Linked DNA regions of Mus musculus: region 2 is linked to region 1. A link is a loop called in an ENCODE intact Hi-C map of the cell type or tissue named here. Cell type or tissue: heart. All regions are shown on one strand.

The links. Peaks named below come from ENCODE experiments on the same cell type or tissue, not always from the same donor. Only the 100,000 strongest peaks of a DNase experiment are listed, where the experiment ranks them.
Region 2: it touches region 1 in a loop (2.5-fold over the local background); 8 of 42 quality-filtered maps call a loop at or near these places.

Annotation. Positions count from the first base shown.
Region 1 is chr4:140,670,570-140,678,569 of GRCm38, reverse strand. No RefSeq gene overlaps it. Among named protein-coding and RNA genes, the nearest start is that of Gm13025, 5.2 kb to the left of the region's middle. In heart, a CTCF peak has its summit at 4,008 (motif pointing right); DNase peaks (open chromatin) are centred at 4,059 and 4,873; H3K27ac peaks cover 833 bases.
Region 2 is chr4:140,615,794-140,623,793 of GRCm38, reverse strand. It overlaps Arhgef10l (Rho guanine nucleotide exchange factor (GEF) 10-like), which reads left to right. Exons shown (of 29, transcript NM_001290803.1): 2 at 6,802-6,881. The coding sequence starts at 6,845. Among named protein-coding and RNA genes, the nearest start is that of Gm42335, 15 kb to the right of the region's middle. In heart, CTCF peaks have their summits at 4,252, 4,889 and 5,557 (motif pointing right); DNase peaks (open chromatin) are centred at 783, 5,603, 6,183 and 7,433; H3K4me3 peaks cover 110 bases; H3K27ac peaks cover 4,449 bases.

The sequences.
Region 1 (8,000 bases):
ACACCCCACTTCTGTGGGCTGGTTTGGTTTGCTCCATCCAGGAGAGAACCTCTCCCTCCCTCCCTCCCTCCCTCCCTCCCTCCCTCCCTCCCTCTCTCCCTCCCTCCCTCCCTCCTTCCCTCCCTCCCTTCCTCCCTCCCTTCCTTTTTCCTCCCTTCTTCCTCTTCTCCTCTTTCTTCTGACTTGCTATGTAGCCCTGGCTGTCCTAGAACTTGCTCTGTAGACCAGGCTGGCCTCAAACTCACAGAGATCCACCTGCCTCTGCTTCCCAGTGCTGGGACTAAAGGTGTGCACCCCCATGCTCCAACCCCCTTACTTACATGTTGCGGGAAATATTAAAAATGAACCTGCCAACTCTCCAATCTCCTGCTTCTCTCAACTCTCCAACTCTTCGGCAGGGACTCCTGAGTTTCTCTCGCTACCACACAATGCCCACGCACCCCACGGTCAGCCATCACAACACCCAATTACCCAGTAGAATTAAAACTTTTTTTTTTTAATTTATTTATTGGGAGCTGGAGAGATGGCTCAGCAGGTAAGAGCACTGACTGCTCTACTGAAGGTCCTGAGTTCAAATCCCAGCAACCACATGGTGGCTCACAACCACCCATAATGAGATTTGACGCCCTCTTCTGGTGTGTCTGAAGTCAGCTACAGTGAACTCATGTACAATAATAAATAAATCTTTAAAAGAATAATTTATTATATGTAAGTACACTGTAGCTGTCTTCAGACACACAAGAAGAGGGCATCTGATCCCATTACAGATGGTTGTGAGCCACCATGTGGTTGCTGGGATTTGAACTCAGGACCTTTGGAAGAACAGTCAGTGCTCTTAACCGCTGAGCCATCTCTCCAGCCTGAATTAAAACTTTATTTTTCTTTCGAGACAGGGTTTCTCTGTACAGCCCTGGCTGTCCTGGAACTCACTTTGTAGACCAGGCTGGCCTTGAACTCAGAAATCCGCCTGCCTCTGCCTCCCAAGTGCTGGGATCAAAGGCGTGTGCCACCACGCCCCGAGAATTAAAACTCTTAAAGCTTATAGTTAATCAATCAGATTTATGTGTCAATCAAGTCACAGTTTACAAGATGCCAATGCAATCATTTCAGAGCGAGTTGATAATGCTAAAAGCTTTATCCCAATTATGATATAATAACTGTGGCGGGTTCACGTCCACCTCCATCCTCCCTCCTCTCTCCCCTGAGATGCTCTCTGTCTCTGCCACTCTTATCTCTGCCTCCCTTTCCCTGTCCAATCACAGGCTTCCTCTGCACTAATGTAATTGGGCAGGGAAATCCCTGCAACACTTACATACTGGGGATCACATGCAGGCCTCACGCCAGCTAGGTTAAACACCCTGCAACTGAGGTTCATCAACAGCCTTTGCTTTGTTATTAATTAGACTTTTTGTTTTATGCATTGTTGTTAGATATAAGGCATCAGGGCACACACCTTTAACCCCAGCACCAGGGAGGCAGAAGCCATCAGATCTCTGTGAGTTCAAGGCCAGCCTGGTCTACATAGCAATTCCAGATCAGCCAGGACTACATTGTGAGGTCCCGTTTTGTGTGTGTGTGTGTGTGCGCGCGCGCGCGTGTGCGCGTGCATGTGTGTGTGTTTTAGGGTCCTGAGAGATGGCTCAGAGGTTAAGAACACTCTGGGTTTCCAGAGGATCTCAGTTCTATTCCTAGCATTTAGGTGACAGCTCACACCAATCTGTACTCCAATTCCGGAGGATACAACACCCTCTTTTGGCTCTGAGGGCACCAGGCATCCATGTAGTACATATATGTACTTGCAAGTAAAGCACTCAGATGCATAAAATAAAAACAAGTACATATATCTTGTTGTTGGTTGTGTGTGTATGTTATTGTTATGTTTTCGAGACAGGGTTTCTCTGTGAAGCCCTGGCAGTCCTGGAATGCACACTGTAGACCAGGCTGGCCTTAAACTCAGAGATGCCTCTGTCTCCTGAAGAAAAAAAAAAAAAAAGCAAATCTTTGGAAAGAAATAAAATTGAACCTGGGCAGTGGTAGTGCTTACCTTTAATCCTAACCCTCAGAAGGCAGGAGCTGCAAAAACCAATCAACCACCAACAACAATAATAAAAAGAAACAAAATAGAAATTTTATTTTATAATTTAGACACAATCCTAACCCTCAGAAGGCAGGAGCTGCACAAACCAATCAACCACCAACAACAATAATAAAAAGAAACAAAATAGAAATTTTATTTTATAATTTAGACACAATCTCACTACCTGGTTGTGGCTGCTCTGGAACTTACTATAGAACAAGCTGACCCTGAACTTTTTGAAGACCCTTCTGCTTCTGTGTGCTGGTTAGTGTTACATCAATTTGACACAAGCTAGCCATCAGAAGGGAGGGAGCCTCAACTGAGGAAATGCCTCCATAAGATTGGGCAGTAGGGAAGCCTGTAAGTAAGGACGCATCAGCCCACTGTGGTGGGGCCATCCCTGGGCTGGTGGTCCTGAGTTCTATAAGAAAGCAGGCTGAGCAAGCCAGTAAGCAGCATCTCTCCACGGCCTCTGCATCAGCTCCTGCCTCCAGGTTCCAGCCCTGCTTGAGTTCCTTCCCTGACTTTGGAGGGGTAAATCCTTTCCTCTTCAACTTGCTTTTGGTCATGGTGTTTCGTCATAGCAACAGTAACCCTAAGCAGGACCCTCTGCCTCCCAAACCCTAGTGTTATGAGATCTGCCTCCCTCTGCCTCCTGAGTGCTGGAATGAAAGGCGTGTACCAACACTGCCCAGCCTCTGTTCCTTGCTTTAAGGGTATTTATTTACCTAGCTTTGTACATGGGTGTTTTGCCTGTATGTGGATCTATATACCATGGGTGAGCTTGGTACCCGTGGAGGCCAGAGGACGGTGTAGGCTTTACCGGAACTGGAATGACAGATGGTTGTGGGTGCTGGGTTTGAACCCAGGTCCTCCTCTGGAACAGCAGCCAGTGCTCTTAGCTGCTGAGAGCCATCTCTCCAGCCCTATTCTTTGGTTTTTGTTTTGTTTTGTTTTGTTTTTTTTTTTGTTTTTTGTTTTTTGTTTTTTTGTTTTTTTGATACAGGGTTTCTCTGTATAGCCCTGGCTGTCCTGGAACTCAGAAATCCGCCTGCCTCTGCCTCCCGAGTGCTGGGATTAAAGGCGTGTGCCACCACCACCCAGCTGGTTTTTTTTGAAACAGGGTCTCATGTAGCCCAGGTTGGCCTTAAACTTTCTGTGTAGCTAGGATGAGCCTGAATCCCTCATGCTCCTGTCTCTACTTCCTGAGTGCTGGGAGTGCAGGCCTGCCTGCCCTGGTTTATGCAGCCCTGGGGATTGAGCCCAGGGCTCTGCGTATCCGAGGCTAGCCCTTCACCCACTGTGTTTCATCTTCAGCTCCATTTACTTATTTTGTGATGAGCCTGCTCCACCCCTAACATCATGGTGTAGGATGAACGGTTTTATCACTCAAGGCACAGTGAGTTCACCTTGCCTCTGCTCTATAGTGTCTGGGTCGTCAGTGGGGATAATTTGAAGGCTGGGGACTTGGTGGCTGGTGCTGGATCCATCTAGAAGCACCGCGCTACACATGTGCCCTGCAGCTGATGCCAGCTGTGTGGGGCCTCAGTCCCGTTGCTGACCAGAGCACTCCGAAGGCGCTTCCTCTCACCATGGTGGCCAAGGGTAGTCAGGCCTTACACCTCAGCTCCACTAGAGATAGTGCCAATGAACACGGAGGGCATCCCACGGCCTTCTGTAAGCCAGCCTCCTGGACCACAGTGTCTGGAGTCTGCCTGCCTGTAGACGTAGACCTTCCCACTGAGAGTTTGTAGGAGTGTGTTAGCACCCCAGGTGAGCAGCGTCAATGGGGCAGCCCAGGGCCATGAGAGCTGGGGTGAACTGTGTGAGACCCCAGGGGCGGTTCAGCCTCGCCCACCCTGACTTTTTTTTTTTTTCTGTTTGCAGCCAGCTGCTTCCTACCTTTGAACTGGAGACTGTGTCCCCGGTGACCAGCAGGGGGCGCCAGATACATCGGGGAGGTAGCCTTTTGACACTGAGGTGCCTTCAGCCGCATCCACCCTGGAGCTAGAGCCCTTCCTCACAGTGACAAGCTAAAAATGGCTCTTCCTGCTTTTGACCCATGGGGAAGCCCAGGGCTGCCTTTTCTTTCTTTTTTTTTTTTTTTGGTTTTTCGAGACAGGGTTTCTCTGTATAGCCCTGGCTGTCCTGGAACTCACTTTGTAGACCAGGCTGGCCTCGAACTCAGAAATCCACCTGCCTCTGCCTCCCGAGTGCTGAGATTAAAGGCGTGTGCCACCACGCCCGGCTCAGGGCTGCCTTTTCAAGTGGGCAGATTGTGTCTTGGACTCATCCTATTCGTGGTCTGACCTTTGACCTTGTTTTTTTTTTTTTTTTTCCTTCAGGAAACGCAGTGAGGAGTGAAGGGCACTGGTTCCCACAATTAGAGATGCAGGCTCAGCAGTCACTGGTCTCCTAGGGCTGAGCCCCTTCCATCCTGCTCCTAGAAGCAGTTCCAGAGAGTCCCCCTCCCAGTCTACACCCCCCCCCCTCCGCCTTCCATACACTCTGAGCTCCAAAAGGATGCTGAGGGAAGTTTGAAAGGCCTGGTGCATTTCAGCGTAGGACAGACCCAGCTGGGGATGGAGACAGGGCTCTGCCATGGGCCTCTGCCTGTGCAGTGCAGCTTCCATGCTGGATTGCAGGAGGTCTTGGGGAGTCGCTGTGAGCCCTGGAAGAGGCTGGGGACCCAGATCAGTAGCCTCTCCTGGGAAGGACCGAGAACTTCCACCCCCACTCTCTCTAGTCCATGAGATTCTTCCTGTGACCTTTGACCCCATCTTCCTTCCTTCCTCCACTGCTCAGCCCTTGTGAGATTGAGGCTAGGCTCATACGGCCAGCTCCTGCCCTTCCTCCTCGCTTCCCAGTGCTAGCCCACGGCTGCCCACTCTGGTCCTTTCCTCCCCTCCCCCATGTCCCTTCTTGGCCCTTCATGGACCATGCCAGTTCTGGGAGGAGTAACATCTTCTGTGGCTGTCCTTAGCTGGTGACATTTGTCTGCAGAGTTAAGGGTGGCCCACTGGCTGTCTCCATAGCAATATTTAGCTAATCATGGAGATGGGGCTGGAGAGGTGGCTCAGTGATTGAGAGCACTGGGTGCTCCAGAGGACATAGGTTTGATTCCTACCACCCACATGATGGCTCACAATTGTCTGTAACTCTGACTTCTTCAGGCTTCATAGGCTGGGGCACACACGTGTTACAAATACATACACTCAAGTGCACAGATATACACATATACACATTGTTTGTTTGTTTGTTTATTCATTCATTATATGTAAGTACACTGTAGCTGACTTCAGCCACTCCAGAAGAGAGCATCAGATTTCATTACGGATGGTTGTGAGCCACTATGTGGTTGCTGGGATTTGAACTCCTGACCTTCAGAAGAGCAGTCGGGTGCTCTTAACCACTGAGCCATCTCACCAGCCCCATACACATTGTTTTTTTTAAAAAAAAAAGGCCAGTCGTAGTGGTGCAGACCCATGATCCCAGCACCCAGGACGCACAAGGTATGGTGGTTTGAACATGCTTGGCCCAGGGAGTGGCACTACTTGGAGGTGTGGCCTTGTTGGAGTATGTGTGTCACTGTGGGCATGGGCTTTAAGACCCTCATCCTAGTTGCCTAGAAATCAGTATTCTGCTAGCAGCTTTCAGATGAAGATTTAGAACTCTCAGCTCCTCCTGCATTATGCCTGCCTGGATGCTGCCATGTTCCCACTTTGATGATAGTGGACTGAACCTCTGAACCCGTAAGCCAGCCTCAATTAAATGTTGTCTTTATAAGAGCTGCCTTGATCATGGTCATGGTGTCTGTTCATAGCAGTAAAACCCCAACTAAGACACAAAGCAAATGCTCTACCATTGAGCCTAGCCTAGGGTCTCATGTAGCCCAGGCTAGCCTTAAATTTCTGAGCCTCCTATTCCAACCCCTCACCTCTTTTTTTTTTTTTTTTTTTTCGAGACAGGGTTTCTCTGTATAGCCCTGGCTGTCCTGGAACTCACTTTGTAGACCAGGCTGGCCTCGAACTCAGAAATCCACCTGCCTCTGCCTCCCGAGTGCTGGGATTAAAGGCGTGCGCCACCACGCCCGGCTCCAACCCCTCACCTCTTAAGTGCAGGGGGTTAGGGGCATGTGCTACCACACTCAGTCTTTTTTTTTTTAATATTTTTATTAGGTATTTTCCTCATTTACATTTCCAATGCTATCCCAAAAGTCCCCCATACCCTACCCACCCACTCCCACTTTTTGGCCCTGGCATTCCCCTGTACTGGGGCATATAAAGTTTGCAAGTCCAATGGGCCTCTCTTTCCAGTGATGGCTGACTAGGCCATCTTTTGATACATATGCAGCTAGAGTCAAGAGCTCCGGGGTATTGGTTAGTTCATAATGTTGTTCCACCTATAGGGTTGCAGATCCCTTTAGCTCCTTGGGTACTTTCTCTAGCTCCTCCATTGGGAGCCCTGTGATCCATCCAATAGCTGACTGTGAGCATCCACTTCTGTGTTTGCTAGACCCCGGCATAGTCTCACAAGAGAGAGCTATATCTGGGTCCTTTCAGCAAAATCTTGCTAGTGTGTGCAATGGTGTCAGCGTTTGGAAGCTGATTATGGGATGGATCCCCGGATATGGCAGTCTCTAGATGGTCCATCCTTTCGTCACAGCTCCAAACTTTGTCTCTGTAACTCCTTTTTTTTTTTTATTCTTAAGACATTATTTTTTCTAGGTAGCCCAGGCTAGCCCTAAACTCACTATCTTCCTGCCTCAGCCTTCTGAGTGGGATTAGAGGTGCAATACCACACACTAAAGTCCAAGGTTTTTCTGGTTTGATAGAATATACAGAACAAAGGGCACCCCCACTGTCCCCTCAAAATGCTCCTCTGCACCTGGGTGCTTTCTCTCTGTGACTGAGCTCACTCACGTTGCACAATGGTCTTCACAGCTAAGTGTCTTCACCCCCGTTTTACAGCCTTGCATAGAGAGGTCAAGGGGTCAAGTGGCTTGTGCAGGGAGGGTCCTGTGGCTGGTAAAGACGCTGGACTCAAACTTGGGTTTGTTTGATCTCTCCCTTACAGGGAAGATTACAGGGGCCCTGGCTGCAGGTCTGGTTATGTCTCCACCCAGGGCTAGGAGTTCTTAAAGTCAAGCTGTGACACTTCAGGGCAGGAGCGGGGCTCAGAGGAACAGCGTGTGGCTCTCCTTGGGCAAAGCCGCCATTTGAGCAGGAGGGGTGGAGAGAGTTGGAGACCCTCTGGGCCAGCCCAAAGGCTTGTCCCATAAATGAAGGTAGCACACAGTATCTGTCTCCACGACACAGGGAGGCTCAGCCTTGTTTACAAAAGCCAATGAGGAGGTGGAGGTGAGCCCCACTGTGCACCCATGCAGCCCGGAGACCATCACCCAATGTGTCTCCTGACCACAACTCTTTACCCCTTCAAGATTCCGAACAGGCAGGTGATGACTTAGGATATAGGGGGCAATGGGGAGACCCCGTGCTTCCCAGGCATCCAAACTTGAAGGCTCTGTCTCCTCCTTCCCAGTCCACACAGATACACACACACAGACACACACACACACACTACAAATGTCAAAAAGTAAAATAAAATACAAGGATGAGGGCAGTCATGTGGTGCACACTTGTAAACTTTGCACCTTTAAACCTAGGTGGAAGCACTCAAATCAGGAGTTCAAGGCCAGCCACTGCTATGTTTTAGTTTTAAGGCCATCCTAAACCCTGGGAGACTTTGTCAAAAACACAAAACAAATAAACAAGCAAACGACCCAAATCCACCAAACAACAAAACCAATAACACAAAACAAAAGTCCCCAACCAAAACACTATCACAAAAACCCAAAGGGAAGTTGGTGGCTGAAGTCAAAGGGAACTGTGAGCAGGGGTCGCATCCAGGGGCAGATTAGCCA
Region 2 (8,000 bases), 55 kb after region 1:
ACCCCAAGTCAGAACCTCCATGTGTCTTTTTTAGAAAGCTCCGCAGCCAGGGCCCAGAAGCTACTATGTGAATCAAAGGAAGGGTCTCAATGGAGAAAGTGGGAGTGGGGTTTTGAAGGTTTAGTAGGAGTTTGCCGATTGAGAGAGGATTCCATCTGGAGAGAACAAACCATCTGAACCAAGGCCCAGAGGTCTGAATCGGGTCCCTGCTGTCACGGGCAGCGGAATTCCAGGACAGGCCAAGAGCCACTGAGACCTGAGACTGGAGGGGACAGGTAAGGGCTAATGTGGGAGGGCCTTGTTTAGGGCCTGGATGAGGAAGCAGCTGACCAGCGTTGTCAAGCTGTGGGAGAGTCACTGGGGTTCCTGAGGTGGGAGACCAGTTAGCCAAGTACCTATCTGATGAGAGCTGGAAGCTAGAGACACTTGAGGACAGTGGCCCCAGCCCTAGCTCCTTGCTACCCGCCCTTCCGGTCTCCACCTCCACTGGCTTTGTTGTTTGTTTGTTTGTTTTTCTGGCATCCAGAAGCCAGGCTTTGTTGTTTGTTTGTTTGTTTGTTTGTTTTTCTGGCACCCAGAAGCCAGACACGCTTGCTGCCTCTGAGGCTGGAGTTCCTCAGCCTGGTGGCTGGGCCACAGCCTGCTTCCTGTGTCATTTAAGGGTGGCCAGAAGCTGTCTGGTGTAGTCAGTGCAGCTGGACTCTGCCCCCTCCCCTCCCTAGGACCACCCCCCACTGTTGTCAGTGTCTGGCTTCACTCCCAGTCCTTCCTGAAGTCTGAGTCCCCCAGGGAGTGTTTCCTGGGGTGCACGAGGGAGGAAGTGGGATGAGAACCGCTCAGAGAGTTCCTCACATATAGGCCAGTGCCTAGGAACTGAGTTTAACTCGTGAGACCTGCCACTACCACCACCAACCTGTATTTAGGGTTCAAATCCAGAGGGAGGGGAAACCCCAGGGAAACCCACAGGCCAGCTGACTGAGTTACTAGCTGGGAGGGAAGACATGTCAAAGTGAGCCTCTGTGAGGCTGCTGGATGCTTCCTCTCTGGGGTCTGACGGTCACTGAACTCCACACGGCCTATATACACCATAGGCCTATACGCTCCCCCCACCCTGAGCCCAGGCTTTCTGCCTTGTACCCTGCGGGTCACCCCAAAGAACAGTGTGATGTGAAAAGGAGCAGCTCTGGGGTCCACCTGCCTGTCAGGCTTATTTTTAAAAGATGTCCACAAGAGGAGCAAATCTATAATCATACAACCAGAATGTCACGTGGTCAGTATTTTGATTTTAATGGTGGCCATGCTGGCTATGGGGCTGTTCCTTGTCCAATTCTTCTTCTTACTTAGATTAGGACCTCTTTCTGCTCCGGAAAGGTGTTCCCTGCTTTGGGTAGCACGGCCAGAACTGGGATTTATGCTCAGGAATACCTAGATTTAGATTTCTGCTTTGAGCCATGGCCTTTACAGTCACTGCCTGGCTTATGCTGTGCCCACAGGGGAAGGTCCGTCCCTTTCCTTGGACTTGGTTTCCACAGCTGGTTAGCAGCAGCGCCACATTGGAGTCCATTTCTAATTCTGAGGATGTGCTGAGGGTCTTGGCAGGCGAATGTAGGAGGATTGGAATTTTAAGGTCATCCTAAGCTACATAGTAAATTTGAGGCCAACCTGGGCTACATAGGATTCCGTCTTAAGTAGTAACAAGAAGAAAATGGCAGTAGATTGGCTGAGGGTGTGTTCTGTGATCCTGTAGTCCTGAGCCTGGGTTCCAACCTTAGTGTCAGAAAGAAAGTGGATGGTTTTCACTGTGTGGCTGCTTTTTCTCTTTTCTTTTCTTTCCTCCAAGGCCCCTCTCTTTCTTTTTCCCTTTTGTTTTTTCGAGACAGGGTTTCTCTGTGTAGCCCTGGCTGTCCTAGAACTCACTCTGTAGACCAGGCTGGCCTTGAACTCACAGATCTACCTCCCTCTTCCTCCTTAGTTCTGGGATTAAAGGTGTGCAACACCACCACCCAGCTTCTTTGTCGTTCCCTCCCCAGTGCTCACTGCACAGGGGCTGAGGGGAGGAAGAACTCCCTGCCGTATTCACTGGCCCATCACGGTTTTATCCTGGCTCTGCCCTCCTGGCACTGCTCTTGCAAAATATAGCCAGGGGTGCTGAGGACAGGGCTCCGTACACAGTGCTTGCCAGACTTGCACAAAGCCCTGGGCTCAGCCTTCAGCATCGCATAAACTGGTCATTACAGTGCACATCTGTGATCCCAGCCCTCGGGAGGTGAGTGTGGAAGGGTCAGAAGCTCCGAGTCAGCCTCAGCTACACAGCTTGAGGGCTAGCCTGGTCTAGCTGTAAGAGACCTTGTCTCTAAACAAACCACCAAGCAAAAAAATCAAAAAGAAGGAGGAGGAGGAGAAGAGAAGAAGAAGAAAAAGAAGGAGGAGGAGGAGGAAGAGGAAGAGGTATAGGAGGAGGAGGAGAAAAAGAAGAGAGGAAAAGAAATGTAGAAAGGTTCTGGAATGGCTGGCCTCTGTCCTTGCCTAGCTACTTTAAGATGCTATGTCTTCCCCTTCAAGAGAGCCGGCCACAGGGAAAGCCTAGCTTGGCCCTGTCTCACAGCACAATCACCTGGGCTCCAGCTCCCATCTAGGAAGCTTCCAGAGCCTGTATAGCTCAGGAAAATACAGAGGATCTACGTCCTAGATCCTTATCTCTAGATGTAGACACCAGGGCTGGGCAGTGGTCACATGGGACTCTAGCCTGGGCCCCAACTCCAAAACAAACTGGTCGTCACAGCCTGTGCTTTATGTCTTAGCAAATAGAAGACTTACTGGCAGAGAGCATTGTCCCTGAGTCCCCTTTGGAAGTTGTATCTGTGTCCTCTGTATTTCTTGTTGCCCACGGCACGGGGGCCTGTAGAGGCACCGTGGGTAGCTGTGAGCCCATCCCCTCACTTCCCCCACATCCTTCAGAGACTAGTAGCTTTGCGCAGAGTGGCAGCCACAAGCCCGTGAGTGTGAATATGGCTCACTAGCATATGTCCTTGCTTGGAGGAGGTTCCAGCTCTACCTCCCTTTTAGCCTGGATCACGTGCCTCCAAAGTCCAACTCTTAAGTCCAGGGGGGCAGTGTAGCCAGAGTGTTGAGCAGAGTTCCTGGGATCAGAGTCCTGTGCTGTGTCCTGCTCTGTCAGCTGCCCACCTTGGTTGTGTGTTGTGACCTGGGGCAAACCTTAACGTCTCTGGCCTCAGTTTCCTTCTCTCTAAATGATGGGGTGATGTGAGCATAGATGGCAAACATGGAGGAAGTTTCTTGTTCCGTAAGTACTGTCGCATGCTTTCTTGTCTCAGAGAAACCTTAGGCTCTGAAGGAGGAGCAGGAGAGGGGAGGGCATGGGACTTCTCAGCCTGGCGGGGAAGGGCTCTGAATGTCATTGTTATCACGCCATCTTTGTGAGGCTGGGTGATGGTGCCTCCATTTTTCCTTCTTGCAATGGGCATTTGTTTTCTTGCCTTTGGGTCCTAGCGCTCGCTCCTGAGGAAGATCTGAGGGCTTGAGCCCACTGAAAGGAGCCCTGCAGGACAGCTTCAGTTTGCAAATGGAGTAACATTACCCCTTTCCTGAGAATTTATCTTTGTCGACTTGTTGTTTTAGGGGTGAACCCTGATGGTTTGTGAATTCACCTCCAGAAGGCCCAGGTGGGGGTGGGGCAGGGAAGCCGAATGCCCACTGCTGTCATATTCAAAACAGCAAGGGACCAGGGCAGCCTCTGCCTGTATAGCCAAGGCCTGATGGCTTGAGAGTGAATTGTGGTATTGTCTAAGGCAAGGACAACGCTGCTATGTGCTGCTTGAGAAGGGAGGTCGGGCTAGGAAATGGCCCAGTGTGTCAGAGTGCTTGCTGTGTGATCACAAGGACCTGAGTTCAAATCCCCAGCATGCAAGAAGCTAGATGTGGCCACAACCATGCCTATAACTCTAGCTCTGTGTGTGTGAGTGGGTAGAGCAGTGAGGTGGGGTGGGGTGGGAGGGTAGAGACAAGAGGATTGCTGGGCACACAGATATACACATATGCACATACATATTCACACACATAATTAAAGATAATATGTTTAAGGTGAGGTTGAGCTGAGGCTGTAGGTCAATAGCAGAGTGCTTATCTGACACACACACAAGCCTTTGGGTTCTAACCCAGTGCCAGAAAGCAAATAAAATCCCATTTCTGGGCTGGTGAGATGGCTCAGTGGGTAAGAGCACCCGACTGCTCTTCTGAAGGTCCGGAGTTCAAATCCCAGCAACCACATGGTGGCTCACAACCATCTGTAACAAGATCTGACGCCCTCTTCTGGAGTGTCTGAAGACAGCTACAGTGTACTTACATATAATAAATAAATAAATCTTTAAAAAAATCCCATTTCTATGTGCACCGTTCTGAAGTCAACAAGAATTAAACAAAAAGGGGCTGGAGAGGTGGCTCAGTTGTAAAGAACACTGACTGCTCTTCCAGAGGTCCTGAGTTCAATTCCCAGCAACCACATGGTGGCTCACAACTATCTGTAATAGTTGTGTGTCTGAAGACAGTGTACACATATACATAAAATAAATATTTTTTTAAAAAAGAATTAAACAAAACCAAAACCCAAACGGTAACAGCACAGAGGTCCGTGCGCTTCTGTGTGAACAGGCTGCGGTGGTCAGCAGTCCTTGAGTTTGAGGGACTATGCTTCACGATCCCCGGGGTCACCTGACATCCCCAGGCAGTGCCTAGCTGTGTGTAAGTTTTGGAAGCAGGGCTGTCAGTGAAGACCCCAGTCAGCATAAAGCATTAATGATAAAGAGCAGCAAGGAGGTGGAATATTTGTGGCAAGCCCCTGACTTTGACCCTCAGGGTCCTTCATGGCATCCTGGTCCCTCTAGAGGAGAGGAGGGAGATGGCTCACTGCCCTAGGATGAGATGCCCGGTGCCCCAGGACATGTGGGAGCATGGCAGAGCATTAGCCTGTGGTCAAGGGGACAAGAGGAGAGCCATGGTGACATGCTCTTTGGGGTGGCTGAAATAGAAGATGGTATCATGAATGGGGGGGGGAGAGGACAACTGAACAAGCTTGTGACGGCTAGTGAATATGTTGGGTTGTTCGAGAAACACTTTTATTTTTTGAGACAGGGTTTCTCTGTGTAGCCCTTAATGTCCTAGAACTTGCTCTGTAGACCAGGCTGGCTTCAAACTCAGAGATCTACCTCTGCATCTCCTGCCTCCTGCCTCCTGCCTCCTGCCTCCTGTCTCCTGCCTCCTGCCTCCTGCCTCCTGCCTCCTGCCTCCTGCCTCTCCTGCCTCTCCTGCCTCTCCTGCCTCTCCTGCCTCTCCTGCCTCTCCTGCCTCTCCTGCCTCTCCTGCCTCTCCTGCCTCTCCTGCCTCTCCTGCCTCCTACCTCTGCCTCTGTGTTTAATTTGTGTGTGTGTGTGTGCATGCATGAGTGTGTTTGCTTACTTGCATGTCCTTATACAAGCATGAAAGCATGCATGCTTGTGCTTTTGTGTACCTGGTGCCCACAGGGGCCAGAAGAGGGCATCAGATCCCCTGGAACTGGAATTCTAGACAGCTGTGAGCCACGTGTGTGGATTCTGGCAATCAACCCTGAGTTCTTTGCAAGAGCAGCTGGTGCTCTTAACCACTGAGCCATCGCTCCAGCCCCAGAATGGTTCCTTAAGGAGCACAAATAATGTCTGTCTTTGGTTCGAATCCTGCCTCTTCCTAGCTGTGTGATCTTAGGCAAGTTTCAGGCATATTCTGGACCTCGTTTTCATATTATGACATGTCAGCCTATACAAGCGCGTGTGACAGGCTTGGGGTGACCTCCGAGCCGCACAAGCTCCATGAATGTCCCCGCCACAATCTTTTTCTGTCACTCGTGCACATTCCATTTTTATTTGCTCAGTTAGTAAAAATAAAAGCTATTTTTAGTTGGTGAAAACAAAAGGAAAACAGGTCCACAGCCAGCTGGTGACATGGTCAGGCTCGACGGAGCTCTCCGCTCTTTCTTCAGGCCTGATTCCCTTCCTGGAGGGAGGTCTAGAAGGGCAGCTACCAGATCAGAGGCACAGGGCACCTCTCCCTGCTCTGTCAGGGACATCTGGCAAGTTTGCTCCAGAGCCTGGAGAGCCCATCCCCCCTTGGCCCGCCTTGCTCTTTGTGTAAGCTCCATGGGACAGGACTGACCTGTATCACCTGGGATTCTGTCCCTGTCCTGTGCCAACCACCTCTCTGTAGCCTTTGCTTCCTATAACTGTGTACCTAGGCCGTGGCTGCTTGCCAGCTGGCCAACCCCATAGGGCAGGACAGTGAGCAACACGAGAGAGGGTGCCTGTTGTCATGGGCACAGGAGAGGCCTGGTGAGAAGTCAGAGCCACAGGAGCCTGTGGCGTTGGGGACACCACGAGGAGGAAGTGTCCCTGTATTTGTGACTGTCCAATCCAGGGCATTATGGTTTCAAGAGCCTGAGAACTCAGCTTTTCAAGTGTGACCCCAAACCCTGGGCTAGAGGACATGGGACAGATCTTCTTGGTTGGCCCACAGGCTTCTAAGGACCAGCCCCTTGACAGTAGGCTAAGGCAGGTTGTGGCTGCATTGACTTCTGGGAAGATGGGGATTTCTGCCATGCAGTTGGCAGTTTTTCTATAAGTTAATGATTTATACCGGATGGAGGCCAGGCCCTTTCTGGGGCTGCCGGGAAGAACGTGCGTGCGGCTGGGCCGGAGCACGGCTCATGTGCTGCCCCTCCCTCAGGTTATCTGACCGTCTCTGGCCTTCTTTTCACAGGTGAGCAGCGGGGACGGTGGTAGACTGAGCTGGACCCTGTCTGATGGCTTCCTCGAACCCTCCTCCACAGCCTGCCATAGGTACTGTATCCCAGGGCCCCGGTGACAGGGCTGAGGTCTGGGGGTAGGTTGAGTTCTGCCGGCTATGCGCACTGTCTCTATCTGCCTCAGGTTCCCTGTCCACAGAATGGAGTCGTGTCTCTCCAGTAAACGCCAGCCATCTTCTGATGGTTTATCTGTTGCCTAAGATCACCTGCAGAGATGAGCAGTTTGGGGACCGGGATTGAAGGGCACTTGGGGTTCAAGCGGGTCAGTTGAAGGTGCCAATTGGGTTTGAGGGGGAAAGGGTCTGACCATAAGGTTGGATCTTAGAGGTATCCCAGGCTTGACTGTTTTTAAGAAGAGAAGAAAAAAATATTTACCCAACAAAACCACTTGTTGACCTGGAATTTAACCCAGCTTCCTGTGTTTTACTTGGCACCCCCTTCAGTGGGGCCCCAGCTACCGCAGGGTGGCATCTGGACCCTGTCCCATGGACAGGACCATGGCTATTTTACCCACAAGCCTAGCTTCCTGCCCTCTTGTCTCCCCCTACCTCTTCCCGACCCCTGTGTATAAATCTGCTACAGCAGTGGCCCCTTGGCTCCCAGCCCAGTCACTGAGTTCGGATCCTGACCCTGCCTGCCACTTACACTGTGAGCGTTGTTACGGGACATGGTGTCTCTACAGCTCAGTGTCCGTGTCCATAAACATAGGATCATAATGCCCTCTTCAGTACCGTTTTGACATTTAAACATACATACAGAACTGTGTGTGGCAACCGGTGTTCAGTGAACAGGAGTGTTCGTCATCCAAGGGTGTGGATAGCCTTCGTGAATCCTCCCTGAGTGTCTAAGCCCTGGTGGGGCCAGAAGATGAGGCTCTTTCCCTCTGGAATGTTTCTTTGTGAAGTATGAGGAACCTACTAGTTTTCGGTCCCACCGTGGTGGGAGGAGCTTCCCAGAGGATTGGTTTCTAACCGCAACGGTGGCTCTCAGGGTTTTTGCTTCCTAGACTCACTTAGGTTGGCTCTCTTGAGGACTGGGTGTGTCTGTAAAGGCCATGAGTGACTGGCACCTATCATGCCACTTGTCCAGATGATGAGAGAGGGCTGGGCTTCCAGTCACTCTGGGCTGGGTCACTGGATCTTCCCTCTGATAA